2 separate regions of the Homo sapiens genome follow, and region 1 is linked to region 2. Evidence: read pairs that join two places in POLR2A ChIA-PET (ENCODE). Cell type or tissue: IMR-90. All regions are shown on one strand. Links, peaks and the distances in the headings refer to the core of each region. The heading gives the core; the rest is flanking DNA. Region 1 has its middle 180 kb from the start of MIR5011. Region 2 has its middle 210 kb from the start of LINC01912.

Region 1 (5,398 bases), core at 75-5,074, 1.2 Mb before region 2:
GCTGGATATAAGGAGAAAAATAACTTGAAAGGCCAGTATATTATATATGTCATGCACGTGGCCTTTGAGAGGTTTTATGCTATGGGCAGAATGATAGTGTAGAGGGGGAATGGATACCAAAATAATAGTGAAACGGATTACTCAATTTGTTTCAGTTGTATCTTGTTATTCTTAGATGTGTCTCATGTTTAATAAAGAATTTCATGATAGAAATATCTTTAAGATAAAACTCACTTTTAAAAATGTAATTAAAAAGAGTATACATATTAACAGTGTGGAGACTTCTCATACCTAACAAAGAGTAATTGTAGAGAAGTGAGAAAATGACAGCAAGACAAAAAGTAAGTTTGGCATTCCTGGATCTTCCTGGAATGATCTTAAAACATCAATATAGGGAGAGGCGCGGTGGCTCACGCCTGTAATCCAGGCACTTTGGGAGGTCGAAGCGGGTGGATCATGAGGTTAGGAGATCGAGACCATCCTGGCTAACGCGGTGAAACCCCATCTCTACTAAAAATACAAAAAATGAGCCGGGCGTGGTGGCGGGCGCCTGTAGTCCCAGCTACTCGGGAGGCTGAGGCAGGAGAATGGCGTGAACCCGGGAGGCGGAGCTTGCAGCGAGCCGAGATCGCGCCACTGCACTCCAGCCTGGGCGACAGAGCGAGACTCCGTCTCAAACAAAACAAAACAAAACAACAGAAACAAAACAAAACAAACAAAAATCAGTATAGTATGAGCATATCCACTCCCATTCTAGATTCATAGGTAAACAGGGTACATTCAGTTTCCATTTCTTCCATAACAAATTACCACCAACATGGAGTTTGAAAATCTCAAACGTTTATTATTCTGAGTCAAAGTTTTCTGACTCAGAATTCTGGGTACAGCGTAGAACAACAGGGTCGTCTGTGGTGATTCTCACATTCCTGAAACCAAGGTTTTGCCAGGGCTGTGCTGCTGGAGGCTTTGGGGATGAACATGAAACGATGCTGATTCAGGATGCTGACCAAATTTGTGTCTCTGTGGTTGTAGAACTGAGGTCCTCATAGACCTGAGGTCTCCACTTTTATGCTGGTTGTCAGGGGATCAGCCTTTGCTCCTCGAAACTGCCCACATTTCTTCTTATGCTTTCCATGTGGCTCCCTCTAGAAACAGTAGGTGACATAAAATTCATGCTTCAAACCTCTTGGTTTCTTCCCTTTCTACTGTATCTCTCTAACTCCAGCTGGAAAAACGGTTTTGTTTTGTTTTGTTTGCTTTTAAGAGCTCATGTGGTTAGATTGGGCCCACTGAGATAATGTAAGGTAATCTCTATTTTAAGGCCCCTAACATTAAATCTAAATGCAAAGTCCCTCTTTTCCCCAGGTACTGTGATGTCCTCACAAGTTCTGACTATTAAGATGTGACACTTTGGAGAGGTCAGTATTCTGACCAGCACATAAATACCTGATGAGCAACTCTTGATTACAGAGACTACAGTGAAAGTACTATTTTCAAGTGATGAAGGGGTATAAATAGATTTTTAACCATCACGGTAGTTTTTCATAATTTGTGGAATAAGGGTTTGCATGGGAAGAGGAGAAAATGATTTGGGGGTTGGCGAACAGAAATTCAGAATCACATGGGTAGAAGAAACCTGGATAGACTATGTGGGTGGAGCTAGATAACTTTCTACACTCCATTGAATTAAATGTTTCACAATATTTCTCAAAATGTAAAAAGCATTACCAATATCACAAAGTAATTAATAAGATTTAAGGGCTCAGGGAAAAAAAAGATAAAAGGAACTTGATATGCTGAAGATAGAGCAAGGCTAGCATTAGGAAAAGAGAGAAGTTATTTTGTAGTTCCGGGGTTGTCTTATTCAAGCTTGTGTTCCAGCTTAAAAAGCACTTGATTCAGCAGGTTAAACCATTTTTTGGTGCCGCTAATCTGATTTGCTCCTGTGATTTCATTGTTTTTTACAAGTTGCAGCATGCTTCACTTTGCATTTTCACTTTCATAAGATGACTGCTCTGTAACTTTCATTCTCTTTGCCTTCATTACTTGGTATACTTGCTTGAATAGGAAAGATTTCTCCCTTATGTGTAGGCATATACTATTGAATTATTTGACTCATGTTAGAGTGCTGTTCTTATTTATGATAAGTCCCTCAACATAATGTCCTATCTAGAAGCTGTGAATATGTCACCTAAGGGTGATGGAGATCTCCAAATAGTCACTTTCCAGAGCTGTAACTGGCACTTGTTTTAAATTGGTATGATTATGTCTAAGCCATGCAATTTGAAAGAATGGTACGGACACATAGACACTTTCCATTGCTTTTATGCTTTTTTTTCTATCATAGATCCACACATCATTTTTTATGTCTTGAGTGAATATGACAGCTGTGTGATTTCTTTTTCTTTGTGAAGCCAATTAATCTGTCTACACTTCTGGGCTTTTAATTTTTTTTTTTTTTTTTTTTTTTTTGCATATGCCTTTTCTTTCTTTTCTTTTTCTTTTCCTGATCAAGTTGTTTACATTCTCAGAATGTTTGTCTTAGATCTTCATACTTGTCTGATTTTCTAATTACTTAGCCTTTTATCCCAGCTTCCTGTTTAGGGTTTACTAATAATCAGCTCTCTAGACTCAGTCTGTGATTTAGCCTGTTCTCGTCACACATGCACTGAAATTATTTGAGGCACATTCAACAGCACACTTAAAAGAAGCAGACAAAATAATCCCGAAAAAGTCTCAACATTGATTTTGTACTCTGTAAAGGTTTACAAGAGCTTAATGTGAATGTTTGGAAACCTAAGGACATCAGACGACTAATTGTTTCAAGCGATACTTATAAGGAACAGATAAAAACAGACACAAAGAAGGGGATCAGAAGTCATTTGTAAGGATATATGAAATCGACTGATGTGCCATACTGATGTAGATTTCATAGCAACTTGTCTGCAAGACCTCATACTTCATCTCCATGATGAAATTCAGTTACAAAAACTGTTAAAGTGAGACAACTTATATAAGCTTACGGGTAGTGGGCTCAGTAAAGGTAAATGTTGGTGCACTTACCTTTGCCTTACTAATTGGAAAAATCAATTAAATAAAACAACACGTATTCATTTAGTAAAAATTTATTGAGTGTATTTGCTACAAAATACATTTAGGTCAATTTTCAAGGTTGCAGGTAGTATGATTGAAGTTTAACCATGAGAAAAATATACAGTTTACATAGATCAGAATATCAAGGTACTTTTTAAAGATATCATTTTAAGAATAAGAAGTTATTGTATATACAAGGAATATTCCTTGCATGGAATATACGAGGAATATTCCATGCATGGAATATACGAGGAATATTCCTTGCATGGAATATACGAGGAATATTCCTTGCATGGAATATACGAGGAATATTCCTTGCATGGAATATACGAGGAATATTCCTTGCATGGAATATACGAGGAATATTCCATGCATGGAATATACGAGGAATATTCCATGCATGGAATATACGAGGTATATTCCTTGTATGGTATATACGAGGAATAAATATATTTTATAGGAAGTAAAGTATGGAAGGAAAACTATGCTTTACTTCCTATAAAATTTTTGTGAACTATACTATCAAAAAAGTTGTCTAACATGCAGCACCTAAAATAAAACAAAATCATAGTAAAATAGATTACTCAATTAATTTCAGTTGTATCTTATTATTCTTAGATATATCTCATATTTAATATAGAATTTCATAATGACAATGTCTTTAAGATGATATTAATTTTAAAAAATTGATAGATAATTTGACCCAGCAATCCCACTTCTGAATATCTACTCACAGGAAAATAAATCATTATATAATAAAGACACATATGACCTATACTCATATGCTTGTAGTGGCACTATTCACAATAGTGAAGTCATGGATTCATGTCCATCAATGGATAACTGGATAAATCAAATGTGAAATATATACATCATGGAATACTCCGCAGCCACACAAAAGAAGGATATCATGTCCTTTGCTGCAACCTGGATGGAGCTGAAGGCCAATATTCTAAGTGAATTAACTCAGAAACAGAAAATCAAATACCGCATGTTCTCACCTATAAGTGGTAGTTAAACAATAGGTACAAATGGACATACAGATGAAGGTAATGAGGGTTGAAAATTTACCTATTGGGAAAAATATTCACTATTCAGATGATGGGTACAACAGAACCCAAACCTCACCATTATGCGATATATCCGTATAACAACCCTGCACATGTACCCTGAATCTATATATTAGTCTGAATCTATATATTAATAATATTTTAAAGAAATAAAGTAAATATAATTAAAAATAAAAAAGAATATGCATTTCAGAGGATCATTTACTTCTCCGTCATCACACAATGAATTTCTATATAAATTACTGGGCAAACTTAAAACTAAAATGAGCCTCAGAAAACTGTGAAAGTTAAAGAGAATAAGAAAGGCTGGGTAGAGACCTTCAGACCTGGCAGTGGGGAGGTAATCATGCTGTCTCATATCTCCCTCCTTCCTCCCAGTTTCTGTTTGTGCCTATTGGCATTTTTGGGTTGCTGACTTAAATATAAATATCCACAAGTAGCTACTGAACAAAGTGGCTCTAGCATGTGGAGTCCATGACATTAGAGCTCCTGTCTTTTCTATTTATTGCTTCAACTCTCACTCCACCTCCTCAGATGAGAACAGAGCCTGGAGGTGGACAAGATCTCAATTCTTATTACATGGATCCAGAAAATTAGTCGCTATGCGTCAAACCCAAAAATATGGAAAAATAAATCTAACTAAACAGGTTTGGAAATTAAAAGCAACTGGTCTCAAAAATGTGTAATTGGCATAGACATATTTTATTAAGAATTTCATATTTAAAGCATGGTTGGTTATTATATAAAAGTATTAGATTTTATAAAAGTATTATAGAATTTATATCCTTTCTCTCCTCTACTCAAAGCTCTTCCAGGATATCCTTCCGATTGGCAAAGTAAAACCCCAAGCCAAAAGTAACCTATGGCCTATATTTGTATATCTCATGAACTAAAAATGGTTTTTACAGACTAAAAGAAGAAAAAAGAGGAGAAGGAGGAAAAGGAGGATAATTTACAACTTGAATTTACAAATGGAAAGACCATATGTAGCTTCAAGTCCTAAAATGTTTACTAGTCAGCTCTTTACAGAGCTTCTGACCTGCAGCAAGAAAACCCTACAGGTTTGCAGCCCTGCAGCAAGGAAAAAAAATGTTTGTTTAATTGTCACAGGAGAGCTTTCTTGATTCAAGTTAGTGTTTAAGGACTAAACCTCTGGCATCTGGGAATTTGAACTCAATCTACTATTCTAGTGTTAGGGATGATGTGAAGAATTTAAGCCTGTTTCCCTTGTGCAA
Region 2 (5,398 bases), core at 92-5,091:
TTACTTGGGTTAACAAAAAAAGAAAAGAAAAAAGAAAGAAAAACCAGCCACGATGAGTGTGGGACTTTCTTATTTTAGTCATCGATGCTGGAGGAGATTTTGCGTCTTCAATCAATGCTAAACTAACGTCTCAGTTGGTTGTTGACAAGGCTGCTGACAGCAGAAAAGCCCTGAAGTTGTTCTAATCCTCTCAGGACTATGCCCTAATGAAACACTCTATTTTGGTGATGGCAGACACCATAGAAGAAATAGCTCAGTAAGTAAAAGAGGAAGAATTCAGTCATATGATTTCAGATGGAAAACCTGTAGAAATTACCTGTCCCCAAACCCTAATGCTGCAGTGGGAAACTGTGAGAGACAGGGAGGTTCAGTGCTATAAATAAAGTCACACAGCCATTCAGCAATGGCAGAGCCAAGAACCCTGGGAACGTGCGAATCCCACGTTTGCGATTCCCAGAGTCCTGTTCTTGCAGATGCACCAGGCGGCCTCTCCTCACCATGAGCTGCATGAAGTCTAACACAATTCAATATGACTGAGGATTATTTCCTTCTTGACAAAAGAATACAGCCACGTGATTCCACAAACAAAATTAATATACATAAAAAAGAACCATTTTTTCCACTTTACTCAAGATGAACAGAAATGTCTTCTTTCAAAGGCACTGATATGAGCATTCCCATTCCCATCTGGAATTGGATGGAACACAGAGTGGTGTCAGAGTCTGAGGCAGTGCCTCTTCCCTTCTTGTTTGCCTGTCTTGCCTTCTCTTCAGAATTCTCCTCGGAAAATCAGCAGTGCTCCCTATCAAGCCTCATTTCCTCTTCCCTTACTGCATTAAGTATCTACTTTTGAAACAGCAAAAGCATGCACTTTGTAAAAAGGAGAAAGTAATAAAAGAACAAAATCAAGAATGGTGAGATTTTTCTAATGTTCTTTGAGCCACATCTTTCCTTAGAACTCAAAGAACTGGGCTTCAACTCAACGTTAGCTTCTGTAGCTGCCTCCAGCTCACACAAAGCATTTAAAAGCTTCTGTTCCCACCGTGTTTCCTGGCAGGATGTATTTTTACCTGTTCAAGAGGAACATACTGAAGGATGAACACTTATCTACTCTCCTCTCTAATGTTAATGTATTCTGCCTTAATTTCTGCTTTATAGAGTTGACCTCCCCTACTCCACTCCAGTCTCCAGCTGAAACTGTCTCTGCTGCTCCTCTTCGGGACCAGCAATGGAACCTCCCGCTGTGCCTCATCAGGTCTTCCCATGGTGGGTGGCTTCTAGCAGCCATGATTTCCACTCAGAGACTCCCAACTACTCAAGAATGGAGGTGCTTGTGCAGGTGCTTTCGCTACTCTTGCTTCAGTTTGCTGTACACTCACTTCCCTATCCCCCATCTATACACAGATATTAGTGTTCTAGAATCCCCATGTAAATAAAATTGCAAGAATATTGATGAGCTTTTCATATTTTCCCAAAGAAGTTATGTGAAAATACATATCAGTGAAGACATAGGTTTACAAATGTATGATATTTAATATTTAGCTACTAGATATTCTAATTTTAAAGCTGTCATTTGGGGATATCTATTTTCATTTATGATTTTAGTAGAGGTGCATATGTTCTAGATCTTTAAAATTATAGCCTCAAATCCATGCAAGCAAAATTGATGTTGATTTTGGAAACATGATTTTGATTGCAAAGGCTTGTCAAATAAATCTTCCTAGCTCTGATTGCTTCAATGATTTGGGATCAGATCTCATTTACAATGGTTTAGTGTAGTCTGTTCTGTTTTTTCATTACATTCTCATTTCTCTAGTTCCTTGAAAATGATTATTGAATTAGTACGATTACAACCTATACCATAATGTATTGGAATAATTTAAGTACCATTTATATGCCTATAATACTCATTTACCAATGAATCATACTGAAATTTCTAAGTAAAGCCCTTATTAGTAAGATATTATTCTTTATTATCCCTATTGTTAGTTTTGCAAAAGCTTTACTTAAATTGGGTAAAAGTATCCATACAAACTCACAATAAAGAGTACATTTTATTTCCTTTACAGAACAGTGCTATCTATAAGAAATAGGATATGATCTTATTGTACAAGTAAATTTCAGTGGAATATTTTGAACATAATTAGATCTAATCAAATTAAAATTAGAGAAGTATCTATATATCTTCATTTGTTATGGAAATATAGTTTCTTTGTTGCAATTATTTACATACCATTTAAATTTTAAAATATATATAATTTATTTCTGAAATCAATTTAACATTAGCCTCTCTGAAGCTTATTTCAGGGAGATATTGTTGGCTTTTAAAAAACATTCTGAAGAAATGGGGAGATAGCTATAAACTCCAGGTCTCTATTAATTCAAGGTCTCTTCCAATGGTAGCCATGGATTTTTAAGCTGTTGTTTTCTAAAAACTGAATTTCATGAGTATTTGAAACTGCTGAGACAACCACATGTTTATAAAGAAATACTACTGCTGCATAAATCTCTTGTTGTTTGTTATATGTGGTTTATTGACAGAGCTAAATGTATAAACAAGAAGTGGACTATCATTGGCCCACAACTTTATGTTCATTTTGTTAGCTTAATGTGTTACCTTCTCTTATGGAGTTAATATATAATGATGGGGTTTACACAAATTAGTGTTTAAAATGTGTGTACAGTCACTCAAAAGAATCTTTCATTACAAAAGATAATTGTAGCAGAAAATATTCTTGCTAAGTCATTCAAATCAGCATTCTTGAACTTGCCCTGTTTATGTGCTGTGCTAGCAAACTGCCAGTGTTTTATAAATATTTAACTCCAGAATTTGACCACTAGGCCAGAAATAAGACCTCTAAATCAGAATAAATTGTTTCCAAGTTCATCTTAGTAAACCTAAATATCATGAATGTCTTGTTAGCAGTTATTAATATTTTGCAATCTGGGTGATGAGCCTTTTTAAAAAAATTCACTAATTGCTTCCCCAAAGTTCAAAATTATTTGACAATTAACATGCAGTAGAAATCCTATAAATAATAAAATGGTGTGAATGTCTTAAAAATAAAGCAGAGACGCATTCACTAGACATTGCATGGTGGTATGTTAGCAAGATATTTGGGCTCAATTAAACCATCATTTATAATTTTGTTGTAACTATTAGTGTGTGTTTTTCCTCATTATAGAGCCATAATCATATAGCATTACTTTCAAAGGAAATTCTTCTGTATTTTCTCATAACCCATTTTGGGTTATTGGAAATAAATGAAAACAGAGGCACAGCATACCAAAATCTCTGGAACGCAGCAAAAGTAGTGTTAAAAGTCAAAAAGTTAGAAAGATCTGAAATTAACAATCTAACATACCTTGCAGAACTAGAAAAACAAGAACAAGCTAAGCCTCAAACCAGCAGAAGGCAAGCAATAACTGAAATCAGAGCAGAACTGAATGAAATTGAGACCTAAAAATTCATACAAAGAATCAAGAAAACCAAATGTTTTTTTGAAAGGGTAAACAAGATGAATAGACTGCTATCTAGAAAAAAAAGAGAGAAGATCCAAATTAGCAAAAACAGAAATGACAAAGGTGACATTACAACTGATCCCACACAAATACAAAAGACTCTTAGGGATTTTAATACATACCTCTATGCACACAAATGAAAAATCTAGAGGAAATGGATAAATTACCAGAAACACACAACCTTCTAAGATTGATCAAGGAAGCAGTAGAAACCCTTAACAGATCAATATCAAGTTCTAAAATTAAATTAGTAATAAAAAAACCCATAAACCAAAAAATGCCCCAGACCAGATGGATTCACAGCCAAATTCTAGCAGATGTACAAAAAAGAGCTGGTACCAACTCTCCTGAAACTATTCCAAAAAATTGAGGAGGGACTGCTCCCTAACTCATTCTACAAAGCTAGCATCATCCTGATACCAAAATCTGGAAAAGACACGACAAAAATAGAAAATTACAGGCCAATGACACTTATGAACATAGACACAAAAATCATCCAGGGATGAATATAAATGTATGTTGTATAATTGAATATAAATATATGAATATAAATGTATGTTGTATATATGACATATATTAATATAAATGTATGTATACATATTAATATAAATGTATATACATGTTCATCCCATCCAGGGATGAATATAAATGTGTGTTGTATATTTGAATATAAATATATGAATATAAATATATGTTGTACATATGACATATTAAAATGTATGTATACATGACATATGTCATATATATGAAATATATATGGCATATGACAAATGTATGTATATATGACTATATGAATATAAATGTATGTTGTATATTTATATTCATCCAAGGATGCTCTATGTTGTATATTTATAACATACAACAGAGATTGTTCACATTTGTGTCTCCAGACAACTTCTAGAGTGAATGAATTTTGTTTTATTTATTATAATGAGTGAAAAATTGCAATTTTTTAGAAAACTTGTTCAATGAATTAAGAAGTAATTCAACTATCCAGCTCACTCAGTTGTCTAATCTAAAAGTTTCAGAGACATTCTTCAAATAATCCCCTTGTCCTTCCAGCCACTCACCACTATCACTATCACTACCACTGTTGTCCTGGGTTTCAACCACTTGCTTTATATCATTCAAGACTTTTAAATATGTTATAAAATAAGTATTACTAACTTACATACCAATAAAGAAACCAAAATTCATGACGATTAAGTAACCTGTGCGAATTTAACTATCTGTAAGTGAAATATAAGAATGAAACCATGCTGCATCTGTCTCAAAATGTTTTCCACCATGGCTCACAGCTGGAAGAATTTCTGTTTGAGGTATCTCAGGAAAAGCAATTGCTCATGTATAGGCTTTACAAAAAAAAAAAAAAAAAATTAATTAGCCAGGTGTGGCAGCATGCACCTGTAGTCCTAGTTACTATAGAGGCCGATGAGAGAGAATTGCTTATGCCCAGGAGTTCAAGGCTGCAGTGAGCCGTGATTGTACCACTCCACACCAGTCTGGGTGATAAAGCGAGACTGTATCAGAAAAATAATAATAAAATAAAATATTTTAATGAATAATCTCAAGTAATGGAAGGAGCAGTAGCTACATTATTTAATTAGCAAGAGGGCAACAACACAATTTCTTAAAGCTGGAACAAATTATACTATAGAAAGATATGTATTTCACAGAGTTATGGAAAACTATTTGTAGGAGAAAAAACTGGGATCAAAAAGAGATTAAATCAGTGGAATGACAAATGTGGAATGATGAAGATTCTTTTGTGAAGACCGTTTATACTTGATAGGCATCTTAGGTAGGCAACTTCACAGGTCACAGAGGGTCCAAAAACCTCAGGGAGTAATGCAAAGTCACAGAAACATACTGTCAG

What was found. Peaks named below come from ENCODE experiments on the same cell type or tissue, not always from the same donor. Only the 100,000 strongest peaks of a DNase experiment are listed, where the experiment ranks them.
Region 1: POLR2A ChIA-PET joins it to region 2 with 8 read pairs; 2 of 35 experiments call an interaction of 5 or more read pairs at or near these places.

What each region holds. Positions count from the first base shown.
Region 1 is chr18:67,260,108-67,265,505 of GRCh38, forward strand. No RefSeq gene overlaps it. Among named protein-coding and RNA genes, the nearest start is that of MIR5011, 180 kb to the left of the region's middle. In IMR-90, for the core only: no CTCF peak of the experiment used is centred there; no DNase peak of the experiment used is centred there.
Region 2 is chr18:68,470,395-68,475,792 of GRCh38, forward strand. No RefSeq gene overlaps it. Among named protein-coding and RNA genes, the nearest start is that of LINC01912, 210 kb to the left of the region's middle. In IMR-90, for the core only: no CTCF peak of the experiment used is centred there; no DNase peak of the experiment used is centred there; H3K27ac peaks cover 934 bases.